Linked DNA regions of Homo sapiens: region 2 is linked to region 1. A link is a contact called in ENCODE Hi-C or POLR2A ChIA-PET data. All regions are on one chromosome and are shown on one strand. Each heading gives the region's core, a stretch centred on a gene start or an enhancer-like site at or near the end of the contact. The rest is flanking DNA. Distances are from core to core; before and after follow the strand shown.

What was found. Hi-C counts contacts between places; a loop is a spot of excess contacts on that map. ChIA-PET counts read pairs that join two places held with the same protein, here RNA polymerase II (POLR2A). Pooled maps may share reads with other maps.
Region 2: a loop to region 1 is called in a map of ascending aorta, with 9 times the contacts of the local background. The contact joins two enhancer-like sites. A Hi-C loop is called at or near these places in 3 of 168 maps with a recorded cell type or tissue (Caco-2, ascending aorta and naive thymus-derived CD4-positive, alpha-beta T cell) and 7 of 50 pooled maps. POLR2A ChIA-PET finds 5 or more read pairs at or near these places in 8 of 52 experiments (A673, B cell, CD4-positive, alpha-beta T cell and 5 more).

Annotation. Positions count from the first base shown.
Region 1 is chr10:69,360,684-69,365,321 of GRCh38, reverse strand. It overlaps HK1 (hexokinase 1), which reads right to left. Exons shown (of 18, transcript NM_000188.3): 4 at 420-539. Among named protein-coding and RNA genes, the nearest start is that of HK1, 44 kb to the right of the region's middle. Within about 2 kb of position 2,546, at least 20 of the 41 ENCODE cell types and tissues checked have a DNase peak (open chromatin) inside an H3K27ac peak, as active enhancers do; they include ascending aorta, where a contact is called at or near this core.
Region 2 is chr10:69,406,143-69,411,274 of GRCh38, reverse strand. TACR2 (tachykinin receptor 2) reads left to right here. Exons shown (of 5, transcript NM_001057.3): 3 at 2,200-2,353; 4 at 3,995-4,191. Among named protein-coding and RNA genes, the nearest start is that of TACR2, 8.2 kb to the left of the region's middle. RefSeq lists silencers at 1,972-2,071, 2,362-2,641. Within about 2 kb of position 2,299, at least 31 of the 41 ENCODE cell types and tissues checked have a DNase peak (open chromatin) inside an H3K27ac peak, as active enhancers do; they include ascending aorta, where a contact is called at or near this core.

The DNA of each region.
Region 1 (4,638 bases), core at 1,297-3,796:
TATGGAGAGGCAGCCCTGGCACCTGAGGGACAGGGCCCTGAGCATATTCGCAGTAACCAGGGCAGTTTCCAGGTAAACATCACACCATGCAATTCTGGCAAAGAGCTTTCCCACCTCTCTCCACCACCATTAAAACTACTTTATTTTCCTTTGCTTGCCTAAGATTAATAAATGCTTCTGTCTACCTGGTGGCCAAAAATACCCTGATTTGTCTCCAAAAATACATAAATAACTGAAGTTTAAGTGAAAAAGTAAACACTATATCATGATACCACACTAACTTCTGCAAATGTTTCTTTAAAAATACCAGACATGCAAACCATTCTGCCAACAAAGGGGAAAAGTTGTGGAGAAAAGGGCTTGTTAGCTTTTCCATCCCGGGGCATCTGCAGAGCCCGATAATCCCAGAACATCCTTACCTCATCTATTTTGGATTGTTGGCAAGGAAAAGAAAACGTGAATCCCACAGGTAACTTCTTGTCCTTGATCTTCCTTTTCTCCATGAAATCTCCCAGGCACTCAGCAACATGATCAAAAAGCTGAAGGAAACATGAGAGCAGTCAGGGGGCCCCAAAGCAGGCTTAGCATTTCATAGAAAAATATAAACCATTCCCTCCCACACACACAGAAAGGAATACATCTACCCAAACAAAGTGCTCGTACTCCTGGGACCTGGTGGCCCTGTCTGAAAAGCCATGCTGTGTGTGAATGCAGAGAAGAGTCACTTTTCAAAAGCTACCCTGTGGGCAAGTACAGCTCTTAAGAAGCAATTCAAAGCCTTCAACAGAACTGGCCTCTCAGTGGTCACTAATATGCAACATCTGGGTACTGAGAAAAATGGAAAAATAATAGAAAACCAGCTATGCCTTCATAACACACAGGTCACGGATCTCCACCAGCCACCAGGTGGAGTGGCCTTCCCGCCCCGCCCGACGCCACGCTCTCTGAAAATTTCAGAAACTCTGAGGGCAATTCCACAGCCTCTAGCCCACTGGAGTGACTTAACAATTCAGACTGTCATAATGTTACTTTTTACTGAAGTGTCTTATGCATACCCCAAAAAGTACACACATCCTAAGTGCAGAGTTCACTGGATTCTCACAAGCTGCAGCTATCCATGTAACCAGCACCCAGATGGAGAAACACGAGATGGAGAAACACCTGTAATATGCCCCCTTCTGCCCCTGCAGTCACTACCGCTACCACCCAGCCCAAGGGCAACTGCCAGCCACCCCGACGTCTATCACCCTCAGTTACATCTGCCTGTTTGTTTGGTGTGTCTAAAGGGAAATGAGACCGTGTGTGCTCTTTGGTGTCTGTGTTCTTTCACTCGACACCATGTGGATGACAGTCATCCACGGAGTTGTCTTTGACAACTGTTCATTCTCATTGCCGCACAGTATTCCTTGGTATGAATATACCACAATTTATCTACCGCACTGTAGCTTAAGCTTGCCTGTGCTATAACATGTTATCTATGACTTATCAGGTACATACATATCTTAGGAATCTGCTAGAAAGAGCCTGGAACACTGGGTCCCTAGCTTCTACATGAATACTGCCCATGAGGAGAGGCTCAACACCTCTAAGGTAATCTTTTTGGATCTCTCTAATAATTCCCTTCATCTCTAAAATATAACCAGGGCCAGGCATGGTGGCTCACGTCTGTAATCCCAATACTTTGGGAGGCCAAGGCAGGAGGATCACTTGAGCCCAGGAGTTTGACACCAGCCTGGGCAACAAAGTGAGACCTCCTCTCTACAAAAAGCTTAAAAATTAGCCAGGCATGCTGGCACATGCCTGTAGTCCTAGCTACTTGGGAGGCTGAGATGAGATGATCCCCTGAGCCCAGGAGGTCGAGGCTACAGTGAGCCATGATCATACCACTGCACTCCAGCCTGGGCAGCAGAGTGAGACCCTGTCTCAAAATATAATCAGAACAGAAGATAATATTCTATGTGTGTTCTAACCAGAAGAGTGGTTAGTAGAACTAAGAACCTCCCTTCTTTATCTCTCTGCCTCTAGTAATCCAACCTGAGCGTATATATATACACTTTTGGCAGCCATGCCACAGCCTAGCTAACCCCTTGTCTCTTTCACATGACTCTCATGACACTAGACCTCCCTTACACATGGCAGTGACACAGCCATGGAGCTTTTTGGAACCCAGAAGAAGGCTGTCTTAGGAGAGCCAAACCATAGTCACATGAAGTGGCCCCAGCCCGAACTCCCAGACAAGGCCAGCTGCCTGAAGGCTTTACTTGCAGGGCCTCATGAGGGGGCCAGAAGTCATTACTGCTGTTCCCATCTTTCCCCAGATCCCCCCCAAGCCAGCTCTAAAGTCGGACTTTGTTGCCAGAGTAATAGAACGCCTGGTCAATTTTAATGTAGGACCTTCTATCCCTGAGTCACTATTACTCAGGCTGCAGAGCAGCTGGCATCTTAGGCTGAGTTGACACATGACCCTCCCCAGAGAAGCCGGCTAAGCTTCCTGCGACCTACATTGCAGACTGATATAAACTCATTACTAAGTTGGTCCTGGCGCCCCACGCCATCTGCACTCGGAGGCTCCAGACTCTCCTGCAGCCTCGGGAGAGAAGGCCGGGTGAAGGGAAGGCTGCCTCAGGAAGGGGCAGAACTCAAATGGATTCCCATGAATGGGACCTGTCACCAGTTCCCGGATCCAGGCCAAACACAACTCCCCAGAGTGCACCATTGAGAAGGAAAGGCCGTTTCTGGAGTGCTGGTGATCCAGGGTGACAAGCCTGCCCAAAGAGGCAGGAAGTGACCCGCCCCAGGCTAGACTATGTCTGCGATCAACCAGGAAAAAAAGTCACCTAACCGCTCTGAACTCAAAGCTTTAGTGTCTTAAAAAAAAAAAAAAAAACATTATTTTCTCTTCTTGCCTGACAACACACTCTTTATTTGAGAAATACACACACTATGGCCAGGCATAGTGGCTCACATCTATAATCCAGCACTTTGGGAGGCTAAAGTGGGAGGATCGCTTGAGTCCAGGAGTTTGAGATCTGCCTGGGCAACCTGGCAAGATCCCATCTTTAAAAAAAAATTTTTTTAATAATTTAAAATAAAAATAAAGACTCAGTCACTCTTATTAAAGATGGCAAATGATGGCTAATACAAAAACTTAAAACATTTACTATTCAAAATTCCCACAACTAAGTAAGTGATATTTTAAGAATGTTCCATTTGTGCTTCTGAATTTATTAAAGCTTAAAAGTGCTCTGGGCTGGGTGTGGTGGCTCACACCTGAACAGGCAGTTCCAGACCAGCCTGACCAACATGGAGAAACCCCATCTCTACGAACAATACAAAATTAGTCAGGTGTGGTGGCGCATGCCTGTAATTCCAGCTATTTGGGAGGCTGAGGCAGGAGAATCACTTGAACCCGGGAGGCGGAGGTTGTGGTGAGCTGAGATCGCGCCACTGCACTCCAGCCTGGGCAACAAGAGTAAAACTCCGTCTTAAAAAAAAGAAGAAAAAAAAGAATTTGCTATAATGGTACTACATTATCATGATTATCGTCATCATCCTCTTTTCAGGCTGCTTAAAAGGAGGAGAGGAAGAAACAGAGACAGTAGGAAATAAAGTGATTCTAGGACTGAGAAGAGGGGACGATGGGGATAGAGGCTGGGAGAGACGAAGAGGGCAGTGGTAAGAAGGTGAGGGTACTCCCTTAATTAACAAACCTTGCTCCTAAAAGGTCAAGCCAAAACACACAGGGAATGTTTGTAAAACACACAGGGAATGTTTGCAGCACAGGGTGAGTCTCAGTGTTGAATGCGCCAGGCTTAGGTAGCTCAACCCAAGGACCTTGGGAAACAGAGTGATAGGCCAGTGTGTGTTCCAAACAGAAAGTGCAGGATGCCAAACCATGGGCTGCTGGCCACCTGCAAGGAGAAGCAATGCAGCAGCCAACTGGGCATGGTCAAGAGACCTACCAGCTGGCAGCCTTTGTGCAGGCGCCAGATGGATGGGCCAGTCTCTGCAGCCCCAGTAATGGGAGTAGCAGGGGAGCCCTTGGGCAGGGCCATCCAGTAGTGATGCACCCAGCTTTGGTGGCCTACTATAAAGTGGCTCACCTGCTCTAGTGACAGTGTCACCTGTGACACTCACTGTGACATAATCTGAAGGGCTCTGAACCCAAATCCCAGGGAGCAGGTTAGCCAGGATTAGCCCTTGTCTCTTGGACAAAGAAAAGGCTTGGTGGCTTGCTCCAGGTCCCACCCACAAGAACTTAAGAGCACAGTAGAGTCAAGAGAAGGCTCCTGGGTCTCATCTCGAAGTCCACCCCAGAACCAGAGTTCCCTGGAAATCTTAGTCATGAACCTTGCGGTGAGCACACCCTCCTTAAAGCAAACATTTGGCCAGCTCTGAGTACATATGCTGGACAGCAGCCACAACTCAGGAGGCGAGCCAGACTGGAGGAGCCAGAATGTCTACAGGAGAGAGGAGGAGTGCACCTTGCCCCACGACGGGCTTAGGGACCCAGAAATGACTGAAAACCTGCAGTGGGCTGCCTGAGCCCTGATCACAGGGTCCTCAGTGAGCTACAGACCCACCACTCCCCGCACCCAGAGAGGAGGGGGCAGGTGGACAGGCCCTTCCTAGGCATGC
Region 2 (5,132 bases), core at 1,050-3,549, 46 kb before region 1:
AATTTCCTCGTTATTTTTGCAAAGGTGGTTTCACCATGGGTCCCCTTCCCTTGGGGTAGCAGCACCTCTAGAAAGGGGCGCAGCAAGCCTAGCATGTGGCAGGTAGAAGCAGGAGGTTTGGGAACACCTCAGTCCTCCCAGTAAGAAAGAAAAAGTCAAATGACGGGACCAGGGGTCTCAGGCCCATTGGTGGAATGCTCTAAGGACTCTGTTCCATGAAAGGGACCCCCAAATGCCAAAGGAGCCCAGACCCAAAGAAGGAGGCAGAACAAATCCAGTTTGTCAATATTGGGTGATTTATTGAGGGAATTTACAGACCGAAGTGGGATCTTGGGTGGCCACAAGACAGGTGGAGCTCTGCATTCTCACACCCCAGATGCAAGGCTTAGATACCATAGGGAAAGGGTATTCGTGCTCCAGCAAGACAACCAAAGGCAGCCCTCCAGAACAGGCAAGAACGCTACGTGAGTCACAGCCTACGATTTGTGGAGTAACATCAAGGTTGACATGTTCTTACACTAGGGGCAGTAAATAAAGTAGAAATCAGAAGGCATTCACAAGACTGGGGCGAATCGGAAGTCAACACAGGGGAGTGGCATCCAAGATGGAGTCACTTTTGTCTCCACAGGTTCCCACTGCAGACCTGCCGAGGAGTCAGTCCCCAGCCTGCAGCTCATCAGAGAGAGGCTGCAGCGTCACTCATAAACCAGAGATCTGAGAACTGGGGACACTGTCGTTTTTTTGTTTTTTTTTTTTGACAGGGTCTCACTCTATCGCCCAGGCTAGGGTGCAGTGGCCCAATCATAGCTCATTACAGCCTCGATCTCCTGGGCTCAAGTGAACCTCTTGCCTCAGCCTCCTGAGTAGCTGGAATTACAGGTGTGCCCCATTACGCCTGGCTAATTTTTTTAATTTTTTTTAATAGAGATAGGGTCTCACTATCTTGCCCAGGTTGGTCTCAAATTCCTGGGCTCAAGCAGTCCTCCCATCCTGGTCTCCCAAAGTTTAGGGATTACAGGCATGAGCCACCACGCCTGGCCTACACTGTTTCCAAAAGGAAATGAAAAGCCTCAACACAACCCAGTGTCCTCCCTGGGGACGGGGTAGGAAGCCACGCAATGGTACTCTGCATCACTTCCTCAAAGGTGGTATGAAAGAGCATTTGCTGACACAAACGAGGTTCCCAGCCAAATGCTGATAAACCATAAGCAGATGACACAGCAGCATGTGATATATGGCGCTTTTCCACTGTCCCATGCCTCCATAGCGATGTTGGTGCAGATGGAGCCTTATTAACACCAGTCATTCTATCCATCCAGACAGATACAGATTATATATATATATATATATATATATATATATATATATATGTATATATATATATGTATATATGTATATATATATATATACATATACATATACATATACGTATACGTATACATATATGGCTATACTGTAGGATACACTCCAAGACACCCGGTGGATGCTTGAAACTTCAGATAGCACTGAATTCTCTCTATATAGATATATACTGTTTTTTTCCTCAACATACCTATGATAAAGTTTAATTTATAAATTAGGCACAGTAAGAGATTAACAGTAACTAGTAATAAAACAGAACAAGTATAACAATATACTGTAATTAAACTTCTGTGAATGAGGTCTCTCCCTCTCAAAATATCTTGTTGTACTCTCCTCCCCTATTTTGGATCCGCAGTTGGGAGGGGTTACTGAAACCCGGGAAAGTGAAACTCCCATCAGGGGTGACTACTATTCATACATATGATTCTGGAAAAAATATGCCAGATATTAATAGTTAATGTTAATAGTGGTGGGAGTGGGATAATTTTACTGCCTCCTTTGTGCTTAATGGCATTTTAAATTGCAAACAAATTATTTCTTAATTTGTTTCATTCACTTTTCCTTTTTTTGACACGTGTCTATCACGTGGAAGGATGTGATATGGAAGGACGCAGGGCTACTGCTGGCGTCCCTTTTGCAGGGAAGCCGTCTCCTGGCACACAGGCTACCCAATGCCACCTTTATTTTTGTTTAAATCAAACCAAGTCCCTGGGAGGCGCCCAGGGTGGGCCCGCAGGGGCGGCTCCACAGTGCCCGCGGGGTCCCAGGACCAGGCGCTGGCAGACTTCGGAGTCGCCCCCGGGCCCTCCGCTGCCCAGGCCTCGGCTCTCCCTGCAGGTACCACCTCGTGGTGATCGCCCTCATCTACTTCCTGCCGCTCGCGGTGATGTTTGTAGCCTACAGCGTCATCGGCCTCACGCTCTGGAGGCGCGCAGTGCCCGGACATCAGGCGCACGGTGCCAACCTGCGCCACCTGCAGGCCATGAAGAAGGTGGGCGCGGGGGCGGGGGCCTGGAGGGGGCGGGGCCTGGAGGGGGCGGGGGGCTGGCGGGGGCGAGGCCTCATGGGGGCGGGGCCGGACGGGGTGGGACGGGGGTGGGACGGGGGCGGGACGGGGGCGGGACGGGGCCTGACCCCGCCCTGGGGAGCCGCCCTTACGGTCTCAAGGCCGGTCCGCAAGAGGGCGCCCGGGAGAAGCTTGCGGAAGCTGCCTTCGCGCGAAGTCTGGGGCCAGAGCCTGACCGCGTTCCTCCCAGCCGGGCGGATTTGCCTTTGGTCTTTGGCCAAATACAAAATTAAAGAAACTTGCCGGGCGCGGCGGCTCACGCCTGTAATCCCAGCTCTCAGGGAGGCAGAGGCGGGAGGATAGCTTGAGCCCAGGAGTTCGAGACCTGCCTGGGCAACATAGCGAGACCCCGTTCTCCACAAAAAGGAAGAAAAAAAAAAGACAAAAAAAAATTAACTTCCCAGAATGTTAGGGGAGTCAGGGACTCCTAAAGCCCCGTAGAATTCAGATACCCCCAAGAATCTTAGAATGATAAAATATTAAAATCTTAGACTTTTTGAATAATCAGAATGTTGAAATTGAGAAGCCCCACAGAACTATAGAAGGTGCCTGACAGTCACAGGAGAGCCCTCAAAGGCTGGAACTGCGGACCCCGGAGGTCGTGGAGACCAGATAGTTGTCCAGCTTCATCAAATCTGTCTCCAGTTTCTTCCGGAAGTGGCAGTGTCCCCCTACTCCCTGCCATCCAGGGTCCCCCGAAGGTCCTGATGTAGCCCTCTGTGCCCAAGACCCCCTTCACCCTCCTTCAGTCCAAGCTTGTCCTTGCCCCCTTCCTACCAGGCAACAGGGGAGGTAATGGGTTAACCACATCATGTAGCCAGGTCAAAGCCATGCTTCTCACCCAAAAGTAGGCATCTTTCACAGGGTGGTTCGGGGAGATAGCTGCACATGGGCGCCATCTGGTGCCCCTCATGGAGCACTGGCCTCCATCTGCTCCACACTAGGGGTCTCAACCCAGATCCTACGTGAGGATCAGGGTGCCCAGGAGCCCCCAGACCTTTTGTAATTGGCATGCTGGGCTGCCAAACGGAGCAGGAGTGTGCCTGCAGGGGCCAGGCTCTGAGGAGGGGGAGGTCCAGGAGCTGACCCGTGGGCAGAGGCAGGGGTCCCTGGTTGGAACCTTACAGCCCACAGAGAGAAGGGCTGTGCCGATACGGATCCCAGAGAGGGGGCGTCCTGGGAACGCATAGCTGACACAGGGGCTCCCCCAGGGATGGGGTTAGGAGAGAGAGCTCAGCCACTCTCCAGGGAGGGGGAGCTGCAGTGAATGAAGGGGTCCCAGACACCTTTTGTAGGAAGTGGCCATTGAGCTGGGCTTCAAGGAGTGAGGACTTCAAAGGAAGGATGGCAGTATGGGCAGAGGGACCTGCCTGAGCACAGGCCTCTGAGGTTGGGGGCTCAGGAAGGTCTGGGCAAAACATGCTCAGAGGCCTGAGTAATAGAGCTAACGGGGTCTGTGTGTGGAGCAGTTCCCAGGTGGGTGCAAGGGGTCCTCTGTGTCTGCCCTCGGAGGGCTGGGGCTGGGGCTTGGGCACTAAGAAGTAACTTGAGCCTCTCCTGGACCAGTTTGTGAAGACCATGGTGCTGGTGGTGCTGACGTTTGCCATCTGCTGGCTGCCCTACCACCTCTACTTCATCCTGGGCAGCTTCCAGGAGGACATCTACTGCCACAAGTTCATCCAGCAAGTCTACCTGGCACTCTTCTGGTTGGCCATGAGCTCTACCATGTACAATCCCATCATCTACTGCTGTCTCAACCACAGGTGAGCCCCCACTCCAGCCCCACCCTCTGCCCTCAGGGCCCCACTGCCCAGCCCCAGGTGGGCTCCCCTGCACAGCTCAAGCATCCATCCTCATTCCTGCCGGAACCTGTGGCCCTGTGCCCCCAGCCTACATGAGAAAGCCGTCCTCACACTCAGCCCCCAGCACAATAATCCCTCTGGCCTGGGCCTAGCTTGAGCCCCCTTCCTCCCCAAATCCTCACCGTCTCCCAGGCTGTAGCTCTCACTGTCTGTCTGTTCCTGCTGGCTCTTCTGGGTTCTGTGTCTGGGGCAAGAGAAGAGAGAAGGGAGGGCCAGAGAGATGAAGGGGAGGGGAGAGTCACAGAGAGGGGGTGGGACAGACAGACGAAGGAAAGAAAAGCTAAGTAGCGGGAGGGAGGGACTGACTTCTGTTCTAGTATTTTCACAAGCTTCCTACTGAGGGCTTTCCTGGAGCCAAGTGAATGGCACCCATCCGGCAGTGGAAGCAGTGGATGGGGGCTGGGGCCAGCACAGGGGTGGGGCAGGCTGCTCCCTGGAAAGCTCACAGTGCATGCCCTGTCCTCCAGGGACTTTCAGGGCAGCTGGGAAGTGACCCTGTCAGAGACAGCCAGGAAGGAGGGGGCCAGAATCTCACTCTCCTGGCATCATCCAGTTTCCCTACGCCTCGTGATTCTGAGGAAATGAGTCCCAGAGAGGGGCCTGCACTTGCTCTGGGGCACCTGGAGAGGTGGGGGGTGGTGAGTCAGGGAGGAACCCAGCCCCAGGAGTTCTGCAGAGCAGGCCTTTCAGTGGCAGGAAACCCTGAAGGTGGGGCAAATAAGGGGCGGCAAGAGGTGGACACAGTCTCACCTCAGTGAGACAATGATGTGGGCGAAGTTGGCCTTGGACCTCTTTGTTCATGTTTTTTGTCACCTCCCTGGCCAGGTAGCCAGGCTACTCAT